Regions from separate parts of the Homo sapiens genome. Here region 1 is linked to region 2. Evidence: read pairs that join two places in POLR2A ChIA-PET (ENCODE). Cell type or tissue: PC-9. All regions are shown on one strand. Links, peaks and the distances in the headings refer to the core of each region. The heading gives the core; the rest is flanking DNA.

The links. Peaks named below come from ENCODE experiments on the same cell type or tissue, not always from the same donor. Only the 100,000 strongest peaks of a DNase experiment are listed, where the experiment ranks them.
Region 1: POLR2A ChIA-PET joins it to region 2 with 9 read pairs; 7 of 35 experiments call an interaction of 5 or more read pairs at or near these places.

The regions. Positions count from the first base shown.
Region 1 is chr12:51,250,196-51,258,195 of GRCh38, forward strand. The region is part of intron 2 of SMAGP (small cell adhesion glycoprotein); the gene reads right to left. Among named protein-coding and RNA genes, the nearest start is that of DAZAP2, 15 kb to the left of the region's middle. In PC-9, for the core only: a CTCF peak has its summit at 2,475; no DNase peak of the experiment used is centred there.
Region 2 is chr12:50,999,769-51,009,447 of GRCh38, forward strand. SLC11A2 (solute carrier family 11 member 2) reads right to left here. Exons shown (of 16, transcript NM_000617.3): 3 at 8,708-8,856; 4 at 5,543-5,668; 5 at 5,020-5,139; 6 at 545-651. Among named protein-coding and RNA genes, the nearest start is that of SLC11A2, 22 kb to the right of the region's middle. In PC-9, for the core only: no CTCF peak of the experiment used is centred there; a DNase peak (open chromatin) is centred at 6,143; H3K27ac peaks cover 1,573 bases.

The DNA of each region.
Region 1 (8,000 bases), core at 1-8,000, 250 kb after region 2:
TCTGTCTACAAAAAAAAAAAAAAAAAAAATGTAAAAATTAGCCAGGTGTGGTAATATGCGCCTGTAGTCCCAGATACTCATGAGGCTGAAGTGGGAAGATTGCTTGAGCCCAGGGGGTTAAGCCTGCAATGAGCCAGCACTGCATTACTGAATTGTTGGGCAACAGAGTAATGAGACCCTGTCTCAAAAAAATAAATTAATTAAAGGGAGAGTTGCTCTGGGTTTGAATCCTGCCTAAGCATATTACTAGGTGACCTTGAGGAAGTTACTAAACCTCTCTGAACCTGGTTGTTGTTGTTGTTGTGTTTTTTTTTTGTTTTTTTTTTGTTGTTGTTGTTGAGACAAGGATCTCACTATGTTGCTCAGGCTGGAGTGCAATGGTGCAATCTTGGCTCACTGCGGCCTCAACCTCCTGACCTCAAGCAATCTTCCTGCCTTGGCCTCCCAAAATGCTGGGATTATAAGCGTGTGCCACCACACCTGGCAGTACCTCAGTTTCTTGATTTGTGAAATGGGAGTGTGGTGTACAGCTTCTAAGATGGCTCACAATGATTTCTGCCTCCTGGTATTGACATCTTTGAGCATGCCTCTCCTCTGGTATATGGGTTGAACCTGGTGACTTGCTTTTAACAGATGATGGCAAAAATGATGGCATGTAACTTCTGAGATTAGGTTATACAACACTGTGACTCCCATCAAAGGGAAGCCCTGAAGTTTATCTACCTGGTCATGACTTCACACATTTCACCATGCACTTTCCTCCCCAAATCGCCCAGGGCTGCAATCCATCTTCCTACCATGGATCTAGAGTTCTATACAGTTGTTCCTAGTTTTGCTTTCTTTAAACATTTTGAGAATTTAGGATGTACAAAGCATTGAGAAGATTAATGTATATCAGAAGCTTGAAGATGAGTAATTTGTGTTCAATCATCAACAGTAACTTACTTTGTACATTAGGTTTAGTGTGGTAGCTCACGCCTGTAATCCCAACACTTTGGGAGGCGGAGGCAGGAGGATTGCTTGAGGCCAGGAGTTTGAGACTAATCTGGACAATATAGCAAGACACCATCTCTATTTGTTTTTTAAAAATAATATATGGAGGAGGCTGGGTGCAGTGGCTCACGCCTGTAATTCCAGCACCTTGGGAGGCCAAGGCAGGTGGATCGCTTGAGCCCAGGAGTTGGAGACCAGCCTGGGCAACATAGCCAGACTCCCATCTCTACAAAAAAAAAAAAAAAAAAAAAGTTAGCCAGACATGGTGGCACACACCTGTAGTCCCAGCTACTCGGTAAACTTGAGGTGAGAGGATCACTGGAGCCCAGGAGGTCCAGGCTGCAGTGAGCTGTGATTGTGCCACTGTACTCTAGTCTGGGTGACAGAGTGAGACCCTGTTTCAGAAAAAAAAAAAAAAAGAATAAAGGTGGGAGGAAACCAGATGATCACAATTAAATACAGACAGTTGTGCTACAAAGTGCTTCTTTAACATGAACTGGCTCACTGGTGATAGGTAACTTAAGGGAACGATGTCAGTGTAATGCAGAAGTCATGTTGGTTTATATGTGACTTCTTTATTTTTAGTTTATTTTCAGTTATCTATTCTTTAATTTTTTTAAATTGAGCAGCCCCTAGAACCAAAAGAGGTTCAGAGGACTCCCCACCCTCTTTAGCTTTAATGTTTAACATGATCAGAAGCAAGCTTTCTCACAACTAGAGAATATTTTAGCCATACAGGAAGACCTTAAGAAAAAAATTCTACAGAATGCCTTGCTGCGATGCAGCTATTGGTCAGTTTCCACTTATATGAAGCCATCTGGTGAAGCAGAAAGTGCAGATGAAGAAAGGTGCAAAGAAATTTACCTCAATATTTAAACGATGACAAGAAGGCAGACTCTACATCAGATTTTTTTTTTTTTTTCCAGACAGAGTCTCGCTCTGTCACCCAGGCTGGAGTGCAGTGGCGCGATGTTGGCTCACTGCAACCTCTGTCTCCCAGGTTCTAGCGATTCTCCTGCCTCAGCCTCCCGAGTAGCTGGGACTACAGGCGCATGTCACCACGCCCGGCTAATTTTTTGTATTTTTTAGTAGAGACGGGGTTTCACCATATTAGCCAGGATGGTCTTGATCTCCTGACCTCGTGATCTGCCCGCCTCGGCCTCCCAAAGTGCTGGGATTACAGGTATGAGCCACTGTGCCCGGCCTATTATTATTATTTTTGAGGCCAAGTCTCACTGTGTCACCCAGGCTGGAGTGCAGTGGCTTCATCTCGGCTCACTGCAACCTCCGCCCCCTGGGTTCAAGCAATTCTCCTGCCTCAGCCTCCCAAGTAGCTGGAATTACAGGCATGTGCCACCACACCCGGCTAATTTTTGTATTTTTTAGTAGAGACAGTTTTGCCATGTTGGCCAGGCTGGTCTCAGACTCCTGACCTCAGGTGATCCGCCCTCCTCAGCCTCCCAAAGTGTTGGGATTACAGGCGTGAGCCACATCGCCCCCCGAAGGACAATTTAAAAAGCATTATATTTGCAACAAGAACAAAGAAAAAGCTAGGCTTCTTTGGGCCTGAGGGGTCAGGTTGGAGGTAACAGAGAAAGCAGAATTCCCTCAGGCCTTTTCACCTCTGTTTCCTATCAAAGAGAATCATTTTTTTGCACTAAGGAGCAGTGGAGCCTTTGGGGACATGGGGGAAGTGAGCTCAAGAGAAGCAAAGAAACCCAGCAAGCACCAGACTAATCTAAAAGGGACCAGATATGACAGCCAAAGGCACTGCAAGAACTTGTAAATGGGATTTCTGTTGGTGACATAGGAGCTTCTGAGAAAGAGAAAGGGGTCGGGAACCTGAAGGGGCCATGGAAGGAAGGTGGAGTCCATAAAGCAATGGTGAGCTTGATGTGACTCCCCAGCAAAGTTCTAGAACACACTATTACGGCCTGTTTGGGGGGCTTTGAACTCGAAACAGCAAGCATTAGAAGTCAGAATGGGACTACTGAGAGCAAGCTGGGTCAGATAAGCTGCACAGCCTTCTTAGACTGAGATTCCAGGTTCCTAGACAGGGAAATTAAACAGTTAGTTCAACAAGAATTTACTGAGTGTGTACTCTGTGCCAGGCTCTGGGCTTCTATCAGTGAACAACACAGGCAAAAACCCTTACCTTTAAAGTTCCTGCCAGGATTAAACAGAATTACCCAGCAATCTCATTGCTGGGTGGGTATGATCCCGCAATCCCACTTCTAGGTATATACCCAAAAGAAATGAATGGACTTCAACTGATACTTGTATATCATGTTCATAGGAGCATTATGCAATAGCTAAATAAAAGGTGAAATAACCCAAATGTCCAACAGTAGATAAATGGATAAACAAAATGTGGTATATACATACCCTTAAAGAGGAAGGAAATTCTAAAAAAAAACAAAAAACAAAAAAGGAAGGAATTCAGACATATACTACAACATGGATGAACCTTGAGGACATGACACTAAGTGAAATAAGCCAGGCACAAAAGGACAAACATTCCAGCCTGGCCAACGTGGTAAAACCCCGTCTCTACTAAAAATACAAAAATTAGCCGGACGTGGTGGCAGGTGCCTGTAATCCCAGCTACTTGGGAGGCCAAGGCAGGAGAATCACTTGAACCCGGGAGGTAGAGGTTGCAGTGAGCCAAGATCATGCCACTGCACTCCAGCCCAGGCGAAAGAGCGAGACTCTGTCTCAAACAAAAAAAAAGAGGACAAACATTGTATGATTCCACTTATATGATGTGCTTAGAGCAATCAAATTCATAAGACAGAAAGTACTACAGGAGATTGTAAGGGGCTGGAGAAGGGGAAAATGGGGAGTTAATGTTTAATGAGTATAGAGTTTTAGTTTGGGAGGATGAAAAAGTTCTGGAGATGCATAGTGGTGTTGGTGAAGGTATAACAACATGAATGTACTTAATACTGCTGGACTGTACACTTGAAAATGGTTAAAATGGTCAATTTTATGTTATGTATAATTTTACCACAATTAAAAAACCCTCTGTTTATATAATTTACATTTTTAGAGGGGGAAGACAGACAATAAATAAAATAAGGCCGGGCGCGGTGGCTCATGCCTGTAATCCCAGCACTTTGGGAGGCCGAGGCGGGTGGATCATGAGGTCAGGAGTTTGGCACCAGCCTGACCAACATGGCAAAACCCCGTCTCTACTAAAAATACAAAAATTAGCTGGGTGTGGTGGCGTATGCCTGTAGTCCCAGCTACTCAGGAGGCTGAGGCAGGAGAATCACTTGAACCCAGGAGGCGGAGGCTGCAGTGAGCCGAGATTGCACCACTGCACTCCAACCTGGGTGACAGAGAGAGACTCCATCTAAAAAAAAAAGTAAAAATAAATAATTAAATAAGTAAAAGATATGCTATATTAGACGTTAATTAGCGCTATGTAGAAAAATAAGCAGAAAAGAGGATGGAAAGCTGGGATGTGGTTGGAGTTGTGGTTTTAGAGAAGGTTGTCAGGGGAAGCTTTACTGATGAGGTGACTTGAGTGAAGACCTAAAGAAGGTAAGGGAGGCAGTCATGCAAAGAGCTGATTGAGGAACATTCCAGGCAGAGGGGACAGCAAGTTCATGGGAGGGCTGTCCACAGCACTGAAAAACACCCCGGGGCCAGGCATGCTTGGCCTGTTAAATGCACAGTATGGAGGCCCCTGAGTGGGAGTAACGGGGAGAGGAGGAGCAGAGAAAGTCAAGGAGGCCTGTACAACACAGGCCTTGTAGGCCAAGGTAAGGGCTTTTTCAGGGAGTGAGGTGGGAAGCTTTTACAGGTTTTTGGGCAGAGACTGATCAGATTTTTTTTATTATTTATTCACTTACTTATTTTTGAGACAGGGCCTCAGTCTGTCCTCCAGGCTGGAGTGCCATGGTATGATCATGGCTCACTGCAGCCTCCACCTCCCAGGCTCAAGCGATCCTCCTGCCTCAGCCTCTGGAGTAGCTGGGAATACAAGCGTGCACCAACACGCCTGGCTAATTTTGTTATTTTTTGGAGAGACGGGGTCTTGCTATGTTGCCCAGGCTCGTCTCAAAACTCCTGGGCTCAAATGGTTCTCCCTCCTTGGCCTCCCAAAGTGTTGGGATTACAGGCATGTGCCACTGTGCCTGGCCTAGGTTTGTGTTTTAAAGCAATGCTTCTCAAACTTTCTTGTGCATAACAATCTCCTACAGATCTCGTTAAAATGCAGATTCTGATTCAGGAGATCTGAGGTGGGGCCTGATTTCCAAAGACCACACTTGTGAAACCCTGAGACCACCATGTTGAGAGGAACCCCAATCCTGCCTGCTAGAGGATGAGAGGCCATATGGAGGAAAACCAAGCACCCCAGGCTCAGCTGACTGCCAGACATGTGAGGGAGACCATTTTGGCCCTTCTAGTCTAGCAGACCTTCCAGCAGCAATACATGATTGAAACAGGGATTGATTTGAAAGGATCCCTCTGACTACAGTGTGGACAATAGGCTGTGGGAAGGTGGCACACGTGCAGAAGCAGGGTGTACCCTGCACAAGTGCACAGTTGCATCTGCCAAAAGGTGTGCCTTTTTCTTTTTCTTTCTTTTTTTTGAGACAGGGTCTTGCTCTGTTGTCCAGGCTGGAATACAGTGGTGTGATCTCAGCTTATTGCAGCCTCCGCCTCCCGGGTTCACGCAATTTTCCTGCCTCAGACTCCCAAGTAGCTGGGATTACAGGCATGCACCACCATGCCTGGCTAATTTTGTATTTTTAGTAGAGACGGGGTTTCACCATGTTGGCCAGGCTGGTCTTGAACTCCTAACCTCAAGTGATCTGCCCACCTTGGCCTCCCAAAGTGCTGGCATTACAGGTGTGAGCTACCGTGCCCAACCCCTTTTTCTAATTTCCACGACAGCATTGATTGCTTTTGCAGCAGCTCAGTGAGAAAGTGGTGAGATTCTGAATATAATCTGAAGCAAAGACGGACAGGATTGGATGTGGGGTGGAGTCAAGGGTGAAGGCATGGAGTTATGTGAGAGGGGTAAGCCTGCAGGGGGAACAAATTTGGAAGAAACATGATTGCTTACTAGATATCAAAGTTCAGATATGAAGATTAGAATTTGGAGGCCAGGTGCGGTGGCTCACGCCTGTAATCTTAGCACTTTGGGAGGCTGAGGCCAGAGGATCACTTGACCTCAGGAGTTCAAGAGCAGCCTGGGCAACATAGTGGGACCTCAGCTCTATTTAAAAAAACACAAACAAGCCGGGCGCGGTGGCTCACGCCAGTAATCCCAGCAATTTGGGAGGCAGAGGCAGGCGGATCACCTGAGGTCAGCAGTTCAAGACCAGCCTGACCAACATGGAGAAACCCCATCTCTACTAAAAATACAAAATTAGCCGGGGTGGTGGCGCATGCCTGTAATCCCAGCTACTCGGGAGGCTGAGGCAGGAGAATCGCTTGAACCCAGGAGGCGGAGGTTGCGGCGAGCTGAGATCGTGCCATTGCACTCCAGCCTGGGCAATGAGAGCGAAACTCCGTCTCAAAACAAACAAACAAACAAACAAAAAAAACACAAACAAACAAAACCTCCCCCCCACCCAAAAAAAGATATATATATATATTCTTATATATGGTACTAGAGGTTGAAAAGTCATTAGATATTTAAGACCATAGACTGGGTGAGATCACCCAGGAGTAAGTGCAGATAAAGAGAACCCAAGACTGAGCCCAAGGAGACTGGGGAGTAGCAGCCAAACAGCTTTTGCCATGCAGAGATCATAAACGACCTTTACAAGAGAAGTTTTGGTGAAGTGCTGGATACAAACCCGTAATTTAGGGTGGGTTCAAGGAAGAAATGGAAGGAGAGGAACTGAAGGCAGAATATAAATAAATGCTTACACAAAATTTCTCTGTAAAGGTGAGTAGAGAAAGGCTGTGACTGGAGGGGAAAGGGAGTTCAAATTTGTTTGTTTTTCTGATGGGAGAAATGCCAGCATGTTTGCATACAGATGAGAATGACCCAGATGAGAGGCACAATTGATGATGCACAAGAGTCCTTGAAGGGATGAGATCTAGAGCACAGAGGGGCTGGGGGGCTGGCTGCAGACAGCAGCAGAGACAGTGCCATTGGAATAGGAGGAAAAGCAGAGTATATGGGCACAAATGCAGGTGGCAGGTTGATGGTGAGGGTGCGAGCCTTTGGCAGTTCTCTTCTGATAACTTTAATTTGCTCAAGAAAATAGGATCTTAACTGGGCCCAGTGGCTTGTGCCTATAATCCCAGCACTTTGAGAGGCCGAGTGGGGAGAATTGTTTGGGGCCAGGGCCAGGAGTTCAAGACAAGCCTGGGCAACATAGTGAGACCTTTGTATACATTTTTTTTTTTTGAGACAGTCTTGCTCTGTCACCCAGGCTGGAGTGCAGTGGTGCCACCTTGGGTCACTGTAACCTCCTCCTCCCAGGTTATAATGATTCTCTTGCCTTAGTCTCCCGAGTACCTGGGATTACAGGTACCCACCACTACACTTGGCTAATTTTTGCATTTTTAGTAGAGATGGGGTTTCACCCTGTTGGCCAGGCTGGTCTCGAACTCCTGACCTCAGGTGATCTGCCTGTCTTGGCCTCTCAAAGTGCTGGGATTACAGGTGTGAGCCACTGTGCCCAGCCTACCCATTCTAAAGTAAGATCTTAACTGGGCCCAGTGGTTTGCACCTATAATCCCAGCACTTTGAGAGTCCAATGTGGGAGGATCGCTTGAGGTCAGGAGTTTGAGATCAGGCTGAGAGCAACATAGTGAGACCTCCATCTCTACAAAAAAAATAAAAATAAAAATAAAAGCAATAGCCAGGCATGGTGGCACACACCTGTAAGTCCAGCAATTTGGAAGGCTGAGGTGGGAGGATTCCTTGAGCCCAGGAGTTCAAGGCTGCAGTGAGCTATGATTGTGCCATAGCACTCCAGCCTAGGTAACAGACCCTGTCTCTCAAAAAATAAATTAATTAATAATTACAAAATAGG
Region 2 (9,679 bases), core at 1,680-9,679:
CTGAGGCGGGCATTCCTAGACCTGAGGTCAGGAGTTAGAGACCAGCCTGGCCAACATGGTGAAATCCCGTCTCTACTAAAAACACAAAAATTAGCTGGACATGGTGGCAGGTGCCTGTAATCCCAGCTACTCAGGAGACTGAGGCACAAGAATTGCTTGAACCTGGGAGGCGGAGGTTGCAGTGAGCCAAGATCATACCACTGCACTCCAGCCTGGGTGACGGAGAAAGACTCTGTCTCAAAAAAATAAATAAATAAAATAAAATAAAAAGATAGTATCTAGCGGGATAAAATGACATACAAATCAATAATTGCGATACAAAACGCCACACATTCTAATAAAGGTAAGCATAACCCACCATGGGAAACGGAAGATGTAGAGTCTACATCTACCAGGGGAGAAGAAATTGTTTCCAGAAAGGTTCCACAGAAGAAATAACAATTGAGTTGAGTCTTCAAAATTAAAAATGAATTGGGTTTTTGTTTTTATCTCTGCTTGGAAATCCAGCAAAACACTGATGACTTTCTAGAGGAAAACCCCTCACCTTCCTACAGACAGAAGATTGATAGCAATGGCTGAGCCAATGACTTCTTGCATGTCTGAGCCGATGATAGCCAACTCCACCATCAGCCACAGGATGACTCGTGGGACCTAAACATCAAACAGTAGAAAGACACGGTTCTGATTAATCATTTCTAAAAAATTCCTCCACAATTTGGAATTCACATTTTGGCACTAAACCATAAACAGTCCTTTATAAGCCTCCAGACTAGAGAAGAAATACCAGAACGTGCCTCCACTTGGCCGATCACTGCACTGTGGCTCTCACCTGGAGAAGGAAAAGTGTGCTACCACGTGGCAGAACCTGTGAACGAAGGTCAAGGCAGTAATTGATCTTACTTTTTTCTTTTTCCTTTCTACTTGAGAAGAATATAATTGCCATTTACTAACTTCCACTTAATTTCCTAAAAACAATCCTAAAAAGTTTAGAGGAGAATAAGGATGCTAATACGGTCCAAATATGGGTCAAGAAAGAATATTAAATGATTGCAGAAGAACATATCTATCCTGACCATAGCTGGGAAGACAAAACAAACATGAAAAGGTTGGGGTCAGGCTGGGCGCGGTGGCTCACACCTGTAATCCCAGCACTTTGGGAGGCTGAGGCAGGTGGATCACCTGAGGACAGGGTTCAAGATCAGCCTGGCCAACATGGCGAAACCCCGTCTCTACTAAAAATACAAAAATTAGCTGGGCATGGTGGCACATGCCTGTAATCCCAGCTACTCAGGGGGCTGAGGCAGGAGAATTGCTTGAACCCGGGAGGCGAAGGTTGCAGTGAGCTGAGATTGCGCCACTGCACTCCAGCCTGGACAACAAAGCGAGACTCCATCTCAAAAAAAAAAAAAAAAGGTTGGGGTGGACCAGGCACAGTGGCTCATTCCTGTAATCTCAGCACTTTGGGATGCCAACGTAGATCCCTTAAGCCCAGGAGTTTGAGACCAGCCTGGGCAACATGGCAAAACCCCATCTCTACAAAAAGTATAAAAATTGGGAGCAAAATGATAAGAACTTATGAACACACAGACAGAAACAACAGACACTGGGGTCTACTTGATGGGGGAGGGTGGAAGGAGAGAGAGAAGCAGAAAAGTTAACTATTGTGTATTGGGCTTAATATCGGGGTGATGTAATAATATGTACAACAAACCCCCATGACACGTGTTTATCTATGTAACAAACCTTCACATGTGACTGCTCTGCCTACGGAATAGCCTTTCTTTATTCCTTTACGTTCTTAATAAACTTGCTTTCACAAAAAAAAAAAAAAAAAGAAAGAAAGAAAGAAAAAACCTTCACATGTATCCATCTCCAAACCTAAAATAAAAATTATAGGAAAAAAAAAAAGTACAAAAGTATCCAGGCATGATGGCATACACCTGTAGTCCCAACTACTTGGGAGGCTGAGGCAGGAGGACAGCCTAAGCCCCAGTGGTCAAGGCTGCAGTGAGCTATGATCATGCCACTGCACTCCAGAGTGGGCAACAAACAAGAGCAAGACTGTCTCAACAAACCACCACCACAACAACAGAAAAGGTTGGAGTCACCTTTAATGTAATAATAATGCCCACGTATGCAAAAGGACTCAAGGGAAGATGGTTGGAACTGGGTGGCATATAACAAAGTCAGAAACTTATCTGGCCAAACAATACAGCTGAAAATCAGATTTAGTTATGCTGACTCACTGAAGCCAGAAAAAAACACCTCCAGATAGCTAGCATCCAAAAAATTTGTCAGGTCACCCATGGTAGTTCACACCTATAATCCCTGAACTTTGGGAGGCAGAGGTGGGAGGATTACTTGAGCCCAGGAGTTCAAGCCCAGCCTTGGCAACATGGCAAAACCCTGTCTCTACAAAAAATTTTAAAAATAGCTGGGTATCATGGTGCACACCTGTGGTCCCAACTATTCAAGAGACAGAGGTAGGAAGGCTGCTTGCGCCTGGGAGGTCAAGGGTATAGTGAGCCATGATTGTGCCACTGAACTCTAGTCTGGGTAATAGAGCAAGATCCTATCTCAAAAAAACAGGCCAGGCACAGTATCTCACATCTGTAATCCCAGCACTTTGAGAGGCTAAGGCAAGTGGATCACTTGAGGTCTGGAGTTTGAGATCAGCCTGGCCAACATGGTGAAACCCTGTCTCTACTAAAAATACAAAAATTAGCTGGGTGTGGTGGTGCGCACCTGTAATCCCAGCTACTCGGGAAGCTGAGACAGGAGAATCGCTTGAACCTGGGAGGTTGAGGTTATAGTAAGCCAAGATCACACCACTGTACCCGAGCCTGGGTGACAAAGCGAGACTTGGTCTCAAAAAAAAAAAAAAAGGGCAGAGCCAGGCGCAGTAGCTCACGCCTGTAATCCCAGCACTTTGGGAGGCCAAGGCGGGCAGATCACGAGGTCAGGAGTTTGAGACCAGTCTGGCCAACATAGTGAAACCTCATCTCTACTAAAAATACAAAAATTGGCCAGGCGTGGTGATGCACGCCTGTAGTCCCAGCTACTCAGGAGGCTGAGGCAGGAGAATAGCTTGAACCCAAGAGGCGGAGGTTGTGGTGAGCTGAGATCACGCCACTGTACTCCAGGCTGGGCAACAGAGTGAGACTCCATCTCAAAAATACCAAAACAAGGCCAGGCGCAGTGGCTCACGTCTGTAATCCCAGCACTTTGGAAGGCCGAGGTGGGCAGATCACAAGGTCAGGAGTTCGAGACCAGCCTGGCCAACATGGTGAAACCCCGTCTCTACTAAAAATACAAAAATTAGCCAGGCATGGTGGCAGGCACCTGTAATCCCAGCTACTCGGGAGGCTGAGGCAGGAGAATCACTTGAAACTGAAGGCGGAGGTTGCAGTGAGCTGAGATCACGCCACTGCACTCCAGCCTGGGTGAAAGAGTGAAACTCCGTCTCAAACAAACAAACAAAAAAGCAGGCTGGGCACGGTGGCTCATGCCTGTAATCCCAGCACTTTGGGAGGCGAAGGCTGGCAGATCACCTAAGGCCAGGAGTTCAAGACCAGCCTGACCAACATGGTAAAACCTCATCTCTACTAAAAATACAAAAATTAGCCAGATGGTGGCACGTGGCTGTAATCCAAGCTAGTCAGGAGGCTGAGGCAGGAGAATCCCTGGAATCGCCTCACTGCAAGAAGCAGAGGCTGTAGTGAGCTGAGATCACACCACTGAACTCTGAACTCCAGCCTGGGCAACAGAGTGAGATTCTGTCTCAAAAAAAAAAACAAAACAAACAAACAAACAAATATATATATATATAATTATTATTACAAAATAACTATTAACGTGTATGAAGAAAGAGAAGCTAGGCTTGGTGCAGTGGCTCATGCCTGTCGTCCCAGCACTTTGAGAAGCTGTGGTGGGAGGACTGCCTGAGCCCAGGAGTTTGAGACCAGCCTAGACAACATAGCAATACCTCATCTCCACAAAAAAAAAAAAAAAAAAAATTTTAATTAGCTGGGTGTGGTCGTGCTCGCCTGTGGTCCCAGCTACTTGGGAGGCTGAGATGGGAGAATCGCTTGAGCCTGGGAGGTCAAGGCTGCAGTGAGCCATGATCACATCACTGCACTCCACCATGGGTGACAGAGTGAGACTCCGTCTCAAAAAATAAGAAGAAAGAAAGAAAAAGAAGCTAGAAGGATTATAAATTACCAAGGTTTTGTTTGTTTTTTAAAAATTTTATGGGTACATAGTAGGTGTATATATTATGGGGCATATGGGATATTTTGATATAGGCATAAAATGTGTAATAATCACATCAGAGTAAATGGGGATATTATCAAGATTTTTTTATTTTTTTGAAAAGCAGATAAGGATACTTTTTGCTCACACCCAGGAAAAGAAACAAAACAAGAGACAAAACTAAGTTAAAAATATCTTCCAGACATAGTGTTCATTCTTGCCTTAGGCAACGGTAAGAAAGGCCCAAAATGTCCAGAAGAAGCTGCAGAGGACAGTGTAGCCCCCGGTGGGAGGGGAAACTGAAAAATAATTATTAGCAAATCCAAAGATCTTGCCACATATAGTTTGTACTAAAAAGAAAAAAAATTACTTTTTCAAAGTGATGGCAAAGTCAAACAAAAAAAGAACATATATAAAATGCAAACTGATGGAGTAACATGGAGGTATGAATAAAAGTGCTTAGAGAGAGCATCCTCCTCCCCTTGGGCTGGGCATTGCTAGATACTGGAAGCCAGAGTGAATGGTAACACAGTTTTTCTAAGAAAACCTTCTAGGAAATGCGAGTCTCAAGTTAGATTTTGAAAGAGGGGGAAAACATGGCCTGGCAGCAGGAGGAGCTACAGTATTTCCGTTGGTACCGTCTGTCTTCAGGGCCACTGACCCCCAAGTCCTTGACTGTCTCACTATAGAATGAGGCCAGCACATACCGCCAGACACACAGATTCCTATGGCATGGGTGAGAGACAAACAGGACAATACATTGCTCACCTTGGGATACTGACGGTGACATACTTCAGCAAGATGCAGCCCAGTAACCACTCCCAGTCTAGCTGCAAGCCGCTGGAGCAGCAGCCCCACAAGGGTGGCCAACAGAAGGATCCAGAGCAACTAAGAAGAACAAAATCTCCTGTAACACTCATTGAACAACTGAGTTTTTGTCTGTTTGTTTGTTTAGTTGTTTGGCAACATGAGTGGTAAATACTGCATTCAGAAAAGAGCCCAGGTCAAGAATCAAATGACTTGAGTTCTATAACAGATTTTGCACATGACCTGCTAAGTCACCTTGTACCTTTCTGAGCCTCAGTTTCTCCTATATGTAGTTTCTCCTTTGTTCAAGGAAACTATGTGGATAAAAATAAGACCAAATGGAAAGTACTTTACACATAAGAGCCACTGCCAATGAAGTATCTGCATGTAGCCCCTGAGGCTACTATCCAACATGCAGGGTGGAGAAAAGGATGTGAGAGTGTATTATGTGCTTAAAAGGACAGGGGTAGGACTAGATGTTCACCTTAAATCCAGCCACTGCTCCAGACTGCAAATCGGATTCAATATTTCCTGGATCCAGGTAGGCAATGCTCATAAGAAAACCTGGTCCGGTGAAAGCCCAGAGTTTACGAAAGCTAAAACAAGAGTACTGTACAAGAGAGGAAAAGAGATTAAACTGAACATCACCATTGAACTACTGATATAATTGGTCTGTTATCACATATGAAGCAACAAAATCCAGCCTCACAAGAAAAAAGGATTTACAATGTCAGATATTGCATGTGTCCAAGTTTCACCTCCATCTTACCCACTTTTTATTAAGAAGCTGGCCACTTCTCTGTCCAAGTCAAAGCTCTTCCCTTACCTGCAGGTTCCATCAGCCTCTTATTCTAAAACCAGAATAACAGTATCAGTACCTCTGTGCCCAAACACTTCCCAAAAAGGACAAGAGCCACCATTTTAAAAAGGAAACAAGCCAGGTGTGGTGCTGTGTGGTGTGTGCCTATAGTCCAACTACTTGGGACACTGAGGAGAGCAAACAAAAATAAAATTCTAAGCTCCCCCAACCAACTGAACGGATCCTCTTCTTGACCAAGGGCATTCCAAAGAAAACCTGAAAAACTAGTTCAGGCCATGATGGGAGGGAGGGGTCAGACAAACCTCATTATACTCCCGTCCCTTTGGAATTCAGACACAAATGACCAGCATTAAAACAGAGATCTTGGCCAGGCACAGTGGTTCCTGCATGTAATCCCAGCACTTTGGGAGGCCAAGGCGGGCAGATCACCTGAGGTTGGGAGTTCGAGACCAGTCTGACCAACACTTTAGTAGAGAAACCCTGTCTCTACTAAAAATACAAAAACAGGTGGGCGTAACGGCACATGCCTGTAATCCCAGCTACTCGGGAGGCTGAGGCAGGAGAATCACTTGAATGCGGGAGGAGGAGGTTGCGGTGAGCCAGGATTGCACCATTGCACTCTAGCCTGGGCGACAAGAGTGAAACTCCGTCTCAAAAACAAACAAACAAACAAACAAACAAAAACCAGAGATCTTAAAACTGACAAAACAGATTCCTTGTAGCAATAACATGCTAAATTCCAACCTGACTCTAGCATAGCATCACATGACAGATAACAGGCCCTGAAAGAAATCAAAGTATTTTACTCCAAGATATATTTCTTTGTATATTTTGAAATGACCCTGCAAAGCTGTCTCTTATGAGCAAAACCTAGAATATATAGAATCTCCTTCCCTTTTCAGGTCTTTTCCTGATCCCGGAGAGAATTAACTAGGAGTCCGGTACCTTTTTAAGTCTGATAAAAGACATTTACATCTATTTTCTCTGAAGCTTGTTACCTAGAGGCTTCACCTACATAATAAAAACCTTGGTCTTCACAACCCCTCATTTTAGACACTCCACAGCCCCTCATTTTAGACCAGGTCTTTAGAAAATAACTCTTTCAACCAATTTCTTTTTTTATTTATTTTTATTTTTGTAGAGACAGGGTTTTGCCATGTTGCCCAGGCTGGTCTTGAACTCCTGGGCTTAAGCAATCCTCCCACTTCAGCCTCCAAAGTAGCTGGGACCACAGGTGTGCACCACCACACCCAACTAATTTTATTTTATTTTTTTTACTTGGAGACAAGGTCTTGTCACATTGCCCAAGCTGGTTGGTCTCGAACTCCTGGGCTCAAGCGATCCACCCGCCTCAGCCTCCCAAAGTGCTGGGATTACATGCATGAGCCACTGCACCCAGTGTCAATCAATTTCCAATCAGAAAATCTTTAAATCCACCTTTGACCTGAAAGGTGCCCCCTCCCCACTTCAAGTTGTCCCACCTTTCCTGATGGAACCAATGTACATCTTAAATATATTGGCTGATGTCTGCCTGTAACTTCTGACCCCTAAAACGTATAAAATCAAGCTGTAACCCAACCACCTTGGGCACATGTTCTCGGGACTTCCTGGGGCTGTGTCACGGGCCTTGGTCACTCATATTTGGCTCAGAATAAACCTCTTTAAACATTTTACAGAGTTTGACTCTTGTTTGTTTGTTTGGTTTTGAGACAGAGTCTCACTCTGTCACTCAGGCCGGAGTGCAGTGGCGCGATCTTGGCTCACTGCAGCCTCTGCCTCCTAGGTTCAAGTGATTCTCCTGCCTCAGTCTCCCGAGTAGCTGGGATTACAGGCACCCACCACTACGCCCAGCTAACTTTTGTATCTTTAGTAAAGACAGGGTTTCACCATGTTAACCAAGCTGGTCTTGAACTCCTAACCTCAGGTGATCTGCCCATCTCGGCCTCCCAAAGTGCTGGGATTACAGGTGTGAGCCACCGCGCCTGGCCTGTTTTGTTTTGGTTTTCGTTTTTGAGAGGAGGTCTCATTCTGTTACCCAGAGTGGAGTACCATAGCATGATCTTGGCTCACTGCAACTTCTGCCTCCTAGGCTCAAGTGATCCTTCCACCTCAGCCTCCCGAGTAGCTGGGACTACAGGTGCATACCACCATGCCCAGCTAATTTTTGTATTTTTTGTAGAGACAGGGTTTCGCCATATTGGCCAGGCGGGTCTTAAACTCCTGGGCTCAAGTGATCCTCCTGCCTTAGCCTCCCAAAGTGCTGGGATTACAGGTGTGAGCCTGGGCTCAGCCAGAGTTTGACTCTTTTTCATCAACAAACAAGAGGAAGGATAGCTTGAGGCCAGGAGTTCAAGACCAGCCTGGGCAACATAGTGAGACCCTGTCTCTAAAAATAAAAATAAAAATAATGAGCCTGGCATGGTGGCATGCCATCTATAGTCCCAGCTACTGGGGAGGCTGAAGTGGGAGAATCACTTGACCCCAGGAATTCAAGGCTACAGTGGGCTATGGTTGTGCCACTGCACTGGAGCCTAGATGACAGAGCAAGACCCTGTCTGTAAAAAAGATTAGATAGACAGATAGATAGATAGATAGATAGATAGATAGATAGATAGACGGACAGACAGACAGACAGAGATAGATAGATATAGATGGGGTGTGTGTGTGTGTGTGTGTGTGTATATATATATATAGATATATAGATATAGTCTTCAGAGATTGCCAGCCAAAATTAAACCTGAGGCTGCTGAACTTGAGCCATCCAGCAGATCTTTCACTCACAGGTTTTCCCCAGACAATAGTGTTCTCCTCCAAGGACCTGATACTAACCTCCTCCTCAGGAATGGAGATCTTCTCATTAAAGTAAGTGGCGAAGTACTCCTCTGAGTCCCCAGGGGACTGTGAAAGAGAGGGATTACTATAGGCAGGGTTGATGTTACCAAGACTGGCAGACTCCCCATGATCTCCAGAAACACTGTCTGAATTAACAGATTTGAAAATAAATTAGTAAAAAATGAACAAAATACACTAACAATTCATCCTTAGTATACTGAAATTAAATAGTTTAATATCTAAATGCACAAGAGACCAACCTGACTCTAGCTCAATTTATTTTGAATAGTTTATTTTTAATGTACATTTTAGAATAAGTAATACATTCACATGGTTAAAAATTCAGGAAGTAAAAAATTTAGCCTACACTAAAAAAGTTATCTCCCTCCCCCTCCCCCAGTCACTCAATTCTCTAGATCAGTTTTAACTCACAATGGTTTTCCTACTTCCACACTTCTACTCCTACTTGGGAATTTTTAGAGCCATTTCATTTTCCTCTAAAAACACTGACATATGGGCTCAAAATATCATATTCCCAGACCAGCTCCTGGTAACCTAAAATCCTAGCTTTTAAAAGAAAAGAACTAGGCCTGTCTAGCGAAATGTCCTCCCCACCTCCTATATTTGGTAGGACTTACTCAAATAATCGACCGTGGACATTATACCTCCATCAGACTTCTCAAAAAATGTGCAAGTTACAAAATCCTGCCACAGTTCAGGCTAAACTCTGAAGCTGCAGCAAAACCACCAAGCAGGAACCCTTTGTACTCTGACTAAGGCTTGCAGTAAAGTGCCGCCGGTCACGGGGTACTGGCACCCTCGTGATGGCAGGGCTCATCTCAGACTGATATCAGCGTTTCCCTGAGTTCTGCATTTTGCAGTCAATCTTAAATATTGGGAAGCAGAAGGTCTGGGAGAAAAGGGATACCCTGCCAGAAATACACAGAGCCTAGTTTGCTTCAGCCATCA